Linked DNA regions of Homo sapiens: region 1 is linked to region 2. A link is an interaction called in ENCODE POLR2A ChIA-PET data of the cell type or tissue named here. Cell type or tissue: Panc1. All regions are shown on one strand. Links, peaks and the distances in the headings refer to the core of each region. The heading gives the core; the rest is flanking DNA.

Region 1 (5,393 bases), core at 328-5,327, 880 kb before region 2:
CTTGAGGATTAATGGTGCTGTGCTTTCTATTAGTATGAAACATAAATTCCATTCACTAAGAATTCAAATGCTAAGCTGGAAAATCTCCCACACCTACATGTGTGGTTTATTCCTGGCAAATTATCTTTGCATCATTGTTAATTTTTGCAGTACATGTACAAGAGCAAAACAAAGAAAAATTTAATTTCATAGGTTTCTGTAGGGGCCATTCTTTCGTAATTAAACTTTGGAGACATTTTTTAAAAAATAGCATGTGATGTATTAGAAAGATCACTGAGTTAGCACCCAGGAGACCTAGAAAGTAATCTACACTTTGCTGTTCTTCGTTCCACATTCCTTCCTGGCTACTGTTCTATTCATCTGTAAAAGAGAAATAATGATTCCTATTCTTCCAGCCGTTCATATGATTATGTGAAATATCTTCCCAAGCGTAAAATGAGAGATGCTATATCTAGATTTTAAATACTGGTGATTGTTAATACTGGAAAATTGATTGAAAATTATTTCTAGATTTTAATAAAATAAAAATGTTCAAAAGTAAATTTGAATAGTCATAAATTCCAGCATCTTCTCAATACCCAGGAGACATGAAATCTCAAACATTTACAAAGAAGAAAACAAGAAGGCTACAATGAGGAGAGAAAACTTAAAAATTATATTCAAATATTAAAAGTGAATATAATTGATTAATGATGGTATTTGATAATCTGTATCTTGTTCAGATTTGCCTCCCTATGACACTGGACTATGGCAATATGGTTTTGTGTTTCCAGAGTTCTATTTTTGTTCTATAATTCAGTATTTTATTGGCCTTTTGGAGAACTACAATTCATCATTTGGATTCCTACAGTTTACCTGTCACCGCTATATTTTCTTCCAGGTTAAGCTTGAGGTCCAAGCCCACTCTTCATACGACACAATGCACCACAAACATTTTCAAAACCCTAATTTTAATGTGCCTGAAAAAGGCCAATGTTCCCTGAAGAAAATAAGTCGGAATAGTAACAGTCAAGATCTTTAAACCTACTCTTTTTTTCCAAAATAGCCATGCATCTCCTTTACTATGGGACAGTATATGTTTTCATTGGTAACTGACACATGTGTTTCGAGAACATGTATTCCCCCAAAAGAAGGTTCCAGTATCATTTCTCATTCATGAATAGAAGAGTGACATGAAAGTTTAATTTCTAGAACCATAAAGCTTTGTTTCTAATCCCCCAAACATGCTTTTTCATGTCCATATGTTTCTCTTTAAAGTAAATACATTGCAGAGAAGTAAGAGAGAAAAGTACAGTAAAGGGAGAAACATGCATTTCGCCTAGAGCAATTTAATTCATCTAAACAAAGGCTGAGCTCCAAGCAAATGTAGCTTTGGAGATCAGAAGATAGCAGCTGCTGGCAAACAAGCAGGTTTTGGTAATTCACACTTGGGAGGGCCTGCTATGGCGGCTCAAGAGACCCCCTTGCTTTTGCCAATGGTTATTGAGCAATCAAAACATTTAGAATTCTCATGGATATTTGCCTAAAGCAGGTATGACCACACTGAGGTGTAAAGTAATGATTAGTTCATGACTAGAGGTGTTTCCCTGGTTTTTTTCTCAGTCTGTTTTGGATTATCCTTAATGGGAGCAAAGAACACAAAGGGTTTTCTAACATGTACAGAGCTGTATTTCTCACGGAATATTTGAGTATCTCCTTACATCAGAATCAGGTCATGGGCTGGGCAGTCAGGTTATGGTCTGTAAAATGAGCTCCTGAAAGTACCTGATTGTAGATTTATTACAAACTCCACATTCTAGTTTACTTTTGTATATTACTTATTTACAGAACTCTGCTGTACTCTGTTCTGCCACTCATAGATATGTGTTCACCCTAAAATTAATAATGAAGCCAAAATGGCTCTTGTGCCCAAACCCACTGCAATCCTATAGTGCTGAAAGCACCACATTAAGACTGCTCTCTTATCTTTATCCTTAATGCCCCAAGCTAATCTGAATATAAGTTCTTTTTGTTGGAGACTCTAAATTCAAATCAACTCTGCAGGGCCTGGAAGAAGAGGAGAGACAGGCCCATTTATACAGAATCTAAAATAAACTTGCTTTTTGGCTGAGAGAACAGGTTGATATGGTAGATCCTTCATCAGAATATGTGAGTACATATAGGTATTAAACATTTTAAGCTGGATGATACAGGTCCAGTTTAGTTAAAAATATCTCTGGAAAAAAATGTTATTCAGTCTTGAAATAACTTTGAAACCCTGCCTCCTACGAAGCATTTCTGTAGGACAACAGTAATGTATTTGCTTCAGATGGTTTCAGTAAAGCCTCATCAAAAGGTCATGCTAACCAGCCAAAGAGAAGCAAAGGCCCCACCAGGCCAGATCTAAGATCGCATAAAAGGAGGGTTATTCAATGGCCGAAGGAAATAAATATATTAATAATGAGTCTTCCGTTTGCACATGACAGAAATCCATTCAAATTATTCCCAAGACAGGGGACTTTATGGAAAGGCTGGATTGCCTAACCATAGAACAACAGAATGCAGCTTAGCCTGAGGGGCAGCTGAGGCCGGGAACTGGACATCCTCCTGACTGTCTCTCTTTTGTTCTCTCTAGATGTAAGGTTATTGTTTTATTGAAGAGCAGCTTCTTTCATAGGTTAGGGTCTTCAAATCTCATAATATTACCACTACAGAGGGATTTTCAGTCTTTTCAGTCTTCAAAGGGGAGTATCTAGATTGGCCCACCCTTGAATAAGTCAACTCTATCAAGGCAGGTAAAGTGTTATTGTCAGTTCCTGTTAGAACTTCAAGGTCTTAGGGGAAGAGGAGAACAGCATCCTAATGCAAAAGGGGTGCAGTTCCCAGGAAAAGGGTAAAACAAAACTGGAGGAAGTCAATACACCTTAGAATGGGAGAGATAAATGATTAGTTGTGCTTGAATTGAGAAACCTTGGCAAGGGAAACTGAGGGCAGAGGAGGATTTGGACTAATTTTTCTGGTAAATGGAGAAGGATAAGGCAGTATCTTGTTCAAGTGACTGTGACAAAAGCCTAGGAAATTATCAGGCTGATGAGATAAAGAGCAACATAGAGATTACTCTGCAGAAAGAGTTAAGGCCAATGAGCCATTCAAGCCTTGAGACTGTGATGACTCATGACTTCCTTCAGCTTCTGCTGGTCTTCAAAGAAACACAGCCTCAGGGTTAGTGGGGCCCTCTGCCAAGTTTCAAAAGTATTCCAGACTATAGTATCACTACTTTCTGCCTACTCACCTCTGTAAGCCATTCCCGGCTGAGGAAGTCAGAATTCCCTCATTTCCTCAACTCTAGGACAGGCTTTACTCTCAGCAAATTTAATTGAAAGAAAAATGCACTATTCTTTTTCTTTTCTCTTTTTAACCCATTAGGCCTTAAGACAAACAAAAGGCAAAGCAAAACAAAATTTTTTGAGTACTATTTTGCAAATTACTTCTATTCTGATATGGAACTTTATGAACCCTGACTTTTTTTTTTTAAAGAATTTATTCTGTCTTTTGTTTAGAAAATTCAGTGAATATATTTAGACCTAAATGTCTATTCAGGTCCTTTGTCTAGAGACAGATATTTTGTCTCTAATTATCATTCTGTCTTCATGTCTCTAATTTTTATTCTGTGACAATATATCAAAGAAGTCTTTTAATTTTTTTGAACTCCAGTTCTTTCAAGCATTTAGTAGAGCCAACACCTGCTCTTTATGCTCTTCTTAGGACACTTAGGTAATACAATAAAACAATACCATAAAAAAACGAACAAAACCCTTCTGTGTATCTCCTTAGAAGAAAAATAAGTTATTTCAGGATTTTTAAAAGAAATTCATTTAGGATTCCTTTTTAGCATTCCTTTTGTCAAAATACCTGTCTCTAGACAAAGAATCTGAGTCGACAGTTCTCCAAAGATTATATACAACTGGCCAACAAATACATAAAAAGATGCTCAACATTGCTAATCATTAGGGAAATGCAAATCAAAACCACAATGAAGTATCACCTCACACCTATTAGAACGGCTACCACCAAACAAAAGAAAACAAAACAAGACAATCAGAAAAAAACAGAAAATAAATGTTGGCAAGGATATGGAGAAATTGGAACCCTTGTGCATTTTTGGTAGGAATGTAAGACGGTACAGCTGCTATGGAAAACAGTATGGCAGTTTCTCAGAAGATTAAAACTAGAATTACCATATGATTAACAATTTTACTTCTGGATATATATCCAAAAGAATTGAAAGCAGGATCTCAAAGAGATATTTGCACACCCAAATTCATATCAGGACTATTTACAATAGCTAAAAGTGGAATCAATCAAGTGTCTATTGATGGATGAATGGATACATAAAATGTGGTGAATACAAACAAGAGAATATTATTCAGACTTAAAAAAGAAGAAAATTCTGATACACGCTACAACATGGATGAACCTTGAGGGCAATACGCTAAGTGAAATAAGCTAGTCACAAAAAGACAAAAACTTTACAATTTCATTTATATGCGGTATCTAGAATAGTTAGATTCATAGAAATAGAAAGTAAAATTGGTGTTTGACAGGGACTGGGAGAAGAGAATGGGGAGTTTTTGTTTAGTGGGTACAGAGTTTAGGTTCTACAGGATAAAAGCTTCCTGAGATTAGTTGCACAACAATGTGCATATACTTAACACTACTGGACTGTATATTTAGAAATCCTTAATATGGTAAATTTTATGTTCTGTGTTTTTAACTACCATAAAAATAATTTTTAAAAATAGCTCTAGAGATAGATTTATAGTTTTTTCATATTCCTTGGACTATAAATATTATTAGAATGTGTTGTTCTAAAAATATTTTGATTATTTAAGTAGTAATGTTTCTATTATTAGTTGATTTGACATAAAACAGATTTTTAAATTTCTTGTAATTTATACTAATTTATGCTGTATAATGTTTTCATCTAAAAATTACATTTAGGCAATTGTAGCTAACTTTATTACATTAACTTTTAAAAAACTATAGTGTTTATAAACACTACTAATTTCAAAATTGAATCTTTCCCTACATAATTCAGCTTTTAGAACATAAAAAATATGCATTTTAAACAGTGTTTAAATCAATCATAATTAATTACATTTCCAAATACATCTACTAAGCTGGGCCTTACAATTACAGAGCTAATTATGTTGAAAATGAAATTCCACTATCCCCCAGGCTTGCTCAGTTACTTCTGTGCTCTAATTTAGATACCCAGGGGTTTATTTGCTGCTAGGCAACACCTGATAAAAATAAGTATATGCATGAACAATTATATACCTATGAAGACATGCAAAAATAGTTTTATGTGAGAAAAAATATTATCTGCTTAACGTTTTGAATATTTTCTTGAT
Region 2 (5,393 bases), core at 128-5,127:
TGTAAGCAAAATTTGAGGAGACACTCACTCTGAGGTATTGACCCTGCACTTGTGCGACCCTGGGAGTGAGTCTTTCCTTATTATTTTGCACCCTGGGCACCTCTCTGGCCTGACCTTAATCTTGACCCTGGTGACAGTTAAGACAAGAATAATAATGAATCTGGGAATTAATACTTCAAGAATAAAGAAACACACAGAATAGGAGAAAGAAATGTGACATAACTTTCATCCCCTCTAAATTATATTGGTTATAACTCTTCCTTGACCCCTGCAGTGCCTGAGACCATCTGAAAGGAAGGAGTCAACCTACTCACCCAGAATGATAAGAAGAACATCACAGTAGTGGAATATTGCAGAAGATACCCAAAATTTCTAATTTTTATTAGTGGCACAGAATTTACACTTCAGCCATTAAATATTTCATACAAATTGAAGGAATTTTTCACTGTGCTTTTGAATGACAATATGCTAGTTTTATAAGTGACTAAAATCAAACAAATTCAAGAAAGAGCAATAATTAAGAACCTTGTTTAATTTACTTGAGAGTTATGAATTTTGCTATTTAAAAAATGTATCTATAAGAGTATAATAATATGGAAAAGGGACATAATGCAAAATTAAGTTTTAAAATGTATGATGTAGGCTGTGGCTCACTCCTATAATCCCAGCATTTTGCGAGGCCAAGATGGTGGATCACCTCAGGTTAGGAGTTCAAGACCAGCCTAGCCAACATGGTGAAATTCCAGCTCCACTAAAAAAAAGTACACAAAATTAGCCAGGTGTGGTGGAGGATGCTTGTAATCCCAGCCACTCGGGAGCCTGAGGCAGGAGAATCACTTGAACCCAAGAGGCGAAGGTTGCAGTGAGCCGAGATCGTGCCACTCCACTCCAGCTTGAGTGACAGAATGAGACTCCATCCCAGAAAAAATAAATAAATAATAAAATGAAATATTATGAAATATTACAACTATTTGAAATATTACAACTACTTTTTGAAAAATTATACATAGAAAAAAATCTCCAAAATAACAATTAAATTTTGGCCAATGGTTTCCTTTAGGTTAAAAAAAAAAAAATTATGGTTGACTCTTTTTTTCCCCTCCATCCCCTTTTCTAATAAGCATGTGTGATTTTTTTTAGCTGAAATATTTATGTGTTATCAAGATGAATCACATCCAAGTTTTATTCATAAAGAAACTTAATCAGTAGAGAGTTTAACAATGCACTTGTCAATTATAAATTTTTTGAAAGCCAGTTCTTATGTTAAATTTATAGAGTTGAGCGTCAACTAAAACAATCATTACCCTTGACAAAATTCTAATCAATGATGAAAACTGTTATGCAAAGTTAAAGAGAAACCTTGTCACCTTTAGTGTTCATAAAATCCTGGGAAAGAAACATAAGGCATATTCAGGTTACTGTCCTAGACTTCAAAAAAGTGGATATTTTAATGTTTTTTTTTTAATTTTAAAACATACATGATTCTACAACCTGGTACCCTGAGAAACAAAGGTGGGTCAAGAGGGTTAGGAGTGGTCAAAATGGCCCTGGTGCCTGAAGGCAGTAAGTTCAAGCTATAATGGGGCCGAACAGTCTGTGGGAAACAAGACCTAACTCAATCTTAGAGGATGACAAAGTAAAATTTTCAAAAAGCTAAACCAAGATTCTCATATAATCATGTGAATTGGTGTCAAAGTCTTATTTAGCTCATTAATGAGGGAACCAGTAAGAGATAAAGCTGGCTCCAAGGTCATTTGAAGAATTGGGAATTCATGGACATCTCTAAAAGATGAATTCAGAATAGGATTATTAGTTAGATACGAAACTGATTAATGTCCCAGAAAGCAATAAAATTATAATATTTGGGTTATCATTTATACTACACAGTTACCATGTAACTTCATGATGTCTAAACTTTAATCAACTAGTAAATAACAAAATTAACACAAGTGCGATCTTCTAAAGAAGTAAATAATCCATGAATGATACAGACAAATAATGCCATTGATATCACCTCTGTTTTGCCTTATTTCTATGTGTTGAAAAGTTTTTCTTAGAAGGGGTAAGAAAGGTTTTCCAAAGAAGATGATGTTTAAGCTAAGATTAGAAGACAAGCAAGCAGTCTAAAAGGGCAGGCAAGAGCATTCCTGGGTGAGGGACGTGCATGTTCACCAAAGGAAAGGAAATGGATTTATAACTAGGAACAATTATAAGGACCCAGAAACTTGTAAAATAGCATTAAGGGCCAGATGCAGTGGCTCACACCTGTAATCCCAACACTGTGGGAAGCCAAGTTGGGAGAATCACTTGAAGCCAGGAGTTTGAGACCAGCCTGGGCAATAAAGCGATACCCCATCTCTATTTTAACAACAAAAAAAATTTTAACTAGCCAAGCACCATGCTGGGTGCCTGCAGTCCCAGCTACTACAGAGGCTGAGCTGACAGGGTCCTTGGAGCCCAAGAGTTCGAGAGTGCAGTGAGCTAGGATTGCACCACTACACTCCAGCCTGGGTGGCAGAGCAAGCCCCTGACTGTTTAAAAAAAAAAAAAAAAGTGTAAAGGCAGCTAATTAAAGTCTGATTTTCTTTCCAGCAGTCTTGTTCCTTCCAGTTCATTCTTCAGACTCCAGCCAGTGTGATCTTTCTAAAGAGCTCATTGAAAATCTGATCCTTTCAGCCATCAGCCTACAATACTCCACTGTCTTCCCTTTGCCTACTGAAGAGCCATACTCCTTAGATTGGCTCTCCATTCAGACCCTTCCTAACCTGCCTTGCTAACTTCCTGTGATGCAGCCTTTCTAAGTCATTTACAGTTTCCAGCCACTGTCCTGCACTCCTTTCTACTCCTTGACTGACTTTCTCACTGTCTGCCTAAATCAGTAATTCGCAGCCCTGGTTGCACATCAAAATGACTTGAAAACTATGAAAAATTACGGCTGCCCAGCTCCCAGCTGCAGATCAATTAAATCAGAATTTCTGAATGAAGATGGATTTCTAGCTTCAATGTATTAAAGCTGCACAGGTTATTTTAATGTGCAGCCAAAGTTAAAACGTAATGATATCAAAGGACAAAGTAGAAAAGGCACTGGCTTATTCCAATTCCTTCTTCTCAAAGCTCTCCTTAAACATCATACTCTCCATGAAGCTCTCCCCGAATTCCTACTCCCACTTCCGCACATTAGCCATTTCATTCTCGGTCCTCCTGAAGCACTTGGGACATATCTCCGCTGTATTATATCAGATTTTCACCGTGAGACTAATAGTTTAATGATAAGTGATAAAATTCCTCAAACACAATCCTTAAACAAACAGTTTAATCAAATGACTACATCAGAATTCTGAAACCAAAACAGAGCACTTTAAAACCACCAATACTGTCTTTTTAGCTTTTTGATAAAAAAAAAAAACACATTGAAAGAAAAGTTTCTATATCATATGTGTACAGCTTGCTGAATTTTTCGAAACTAAACACAACCTGTAAAGTAGCCCTCAAACCTCCCCAGTATCACAAAAATCTCTACCACTCCTGCACTCTCTTCCCCATGACTGTTCATCCTAAGGTACTATGAGCCTGACTTCTAACATGGTAGATTGATTTTACCTTTTTCCTACTTTATAAAAGGAACTATCCAGTATGTAGTCTTCTGTAGGTTTCTTCATTCAGCATTATGAGACTCACTTACATTGCTGCATGTATTGTAGACCATTCACTGTTATTGTTATATACTAACCCATTTTTTGAAGACGGTACAATTTACTTATCCATTCTACTGTTGATGAATACTGCTTATTTTCCAATTTTTTGGCTATTATCAATGGACTGCAGTGATATCCTAGCACATATCTTTTGCTCATATGAATGAATTTTTGCTGGGTATATACCTAAGAGGAGAATTACCTAGTTATAGGATATGCATATGCTCCCCTTTAGTAGATACTGCTAAACCAGTTTGTAACAAATTTTCCCTTTGATCTGTCCTGTATAAGAGGGCCAGTTCCCTCACCAATACTTGATAGTTTCCATCATTTTTATGTAGCCATGTTGGTGGTATCCCACTGTGGTTTTAGTTTACAGAATTGTTTAAGTTTAATACAATTGAGCACCTTTTCATATGTTTATTATACACTTGATTGTCTCTTTTGTGAAGTTTTTGCCCACTCTCCTATTGGGCTGTTGTTGATTTTTCTTAATAATTGTGAAATTTGCTAACATATTATGGAGATAAGTCCTTTGTTAGATATGTGTACTGCAAGTACTTTTTCCACTCTATAATTCAGTCTTTTGAGAAACAGAAGGTCCTGCTTTTATTTACTCTATTGTATCACTATTTTCTTGCATGTGAGGGTATTTGATTCCTATTTTAACAAGTTTGCCTACTCCGAAGTCAGAAAGATGTTCATCTATGTTTATTCTAAATGTTTTATAATTTTGTCTTTCACATTTAGATCTACAGTCCATCTGGAATTGACTTTTGTGTACATGATATGTTTTTTGCCATGTGGCTATCTGATAAATGCAGCACTATTTACTAAACAGATAATCCTTTCCCCTCTATACTTCTATCATAAGCCATTTGAACATATATGTGTAGGTGTGTCTCTGGACTTCCTATCTTGTTCCAATGGTCAGTTTGTCCACTCTTATGCCAATGTCATATTCTCTCAATTACTTACTATATCTTTAAAATAAATCTTGACATTAGGTAGCTTTATTCTGCTTCAAGTTTGTCCTGGTTATTCTTAGCCCTTTGTCTTTTCACGTAAATTTTAGAATCAGCTTATCAAATTTAACTTCCTTTAAAAATCTGCTGGAATTATTATTTTTATTCCATTGACTTTATCAATTAATTTAGAAAGAATTGAGATATTAGCAGTATTGAATCTTCCAATCCATGAACACAGTATTTACTTAGGTCTTCTTTAATTGTTCTCAATAATATTTTAAAGTTTTAGATGTAATGATATTGTATATCTTTTATCATACTTGTTTCCAGTTTTTTATGTTTCCTACTATCACAGTAAATGATATTTCTATCTAAGGTCCCCAAGAGCATCTTTCGGTTTGATGATTTGCTAGGTGGACCCAAAGGACCCAGCATATGGTTATATTCATGAATATGATTTAGAGCTACAAACAGATGCAAAGCAATATCAACAAAAGGAAAGGGAGCATTGGGTGAAGTCTAGATTACACCAAGTACACGCTTCAAAAAGTTCTCTCCCAGGAGAATCTCACAGGATAAGCTTAATTCCCCCAGCAATAAATTGTGAGGTACAGAATGTTGTCTACCAGGAAAACTCACTGGAGATTCTGTGCCCAACATACCAAAATTCCAGACTCCCAGAGGGAAACAGATGTTCAAAATATACCACATTGTTTGCACACAGTATAGA

What was found. Peaks named below come from ENCODE experiments on the same cell type or tissue, not always from the same donor. Only the 100,000 strongest peaks of a DNase experiment are listed, where the experiment ranks them.
Region 1: POLR2A ChIA-PET joins it to region 2 with 12 read pairs; 1 of 35 experiments calls an interaction of 5 or more read pairs at or near these places.

Annotation. Positions count from the first base shown.
Region 1 is chr4:124,629,711-124,635,103 of GRCh38, reverse strand. No RefSeq gene overlaps it. Among named protein-coding and RNA genes, the nearest start is that of LINC02516, 74 kb to the right of the region's middle. RefSeq lists a silencer at 3,091-3,170. In Panc1, for the core only: no CTCF peak of the experiment used is centred there; a DNase peak (open chromatin) is centred at 3,153.
Region 2 is chr4:123,752,849-123,758,241 of GRCh38, reverse strand. The region is part of intron 3 of LINC01091 (long intergenic non-protein coding RNA 1091); the gene reads right to left. Among named protein-coding and RNA genes, the nearest start is that of LINC01091, 110 kb to the right of the region's middle. In Panc1, for the core only: no CTCF peak of the experiment used is centred there; no DNase peak of the experiment used is centred there; H3K27ac peaks cover 422 bases.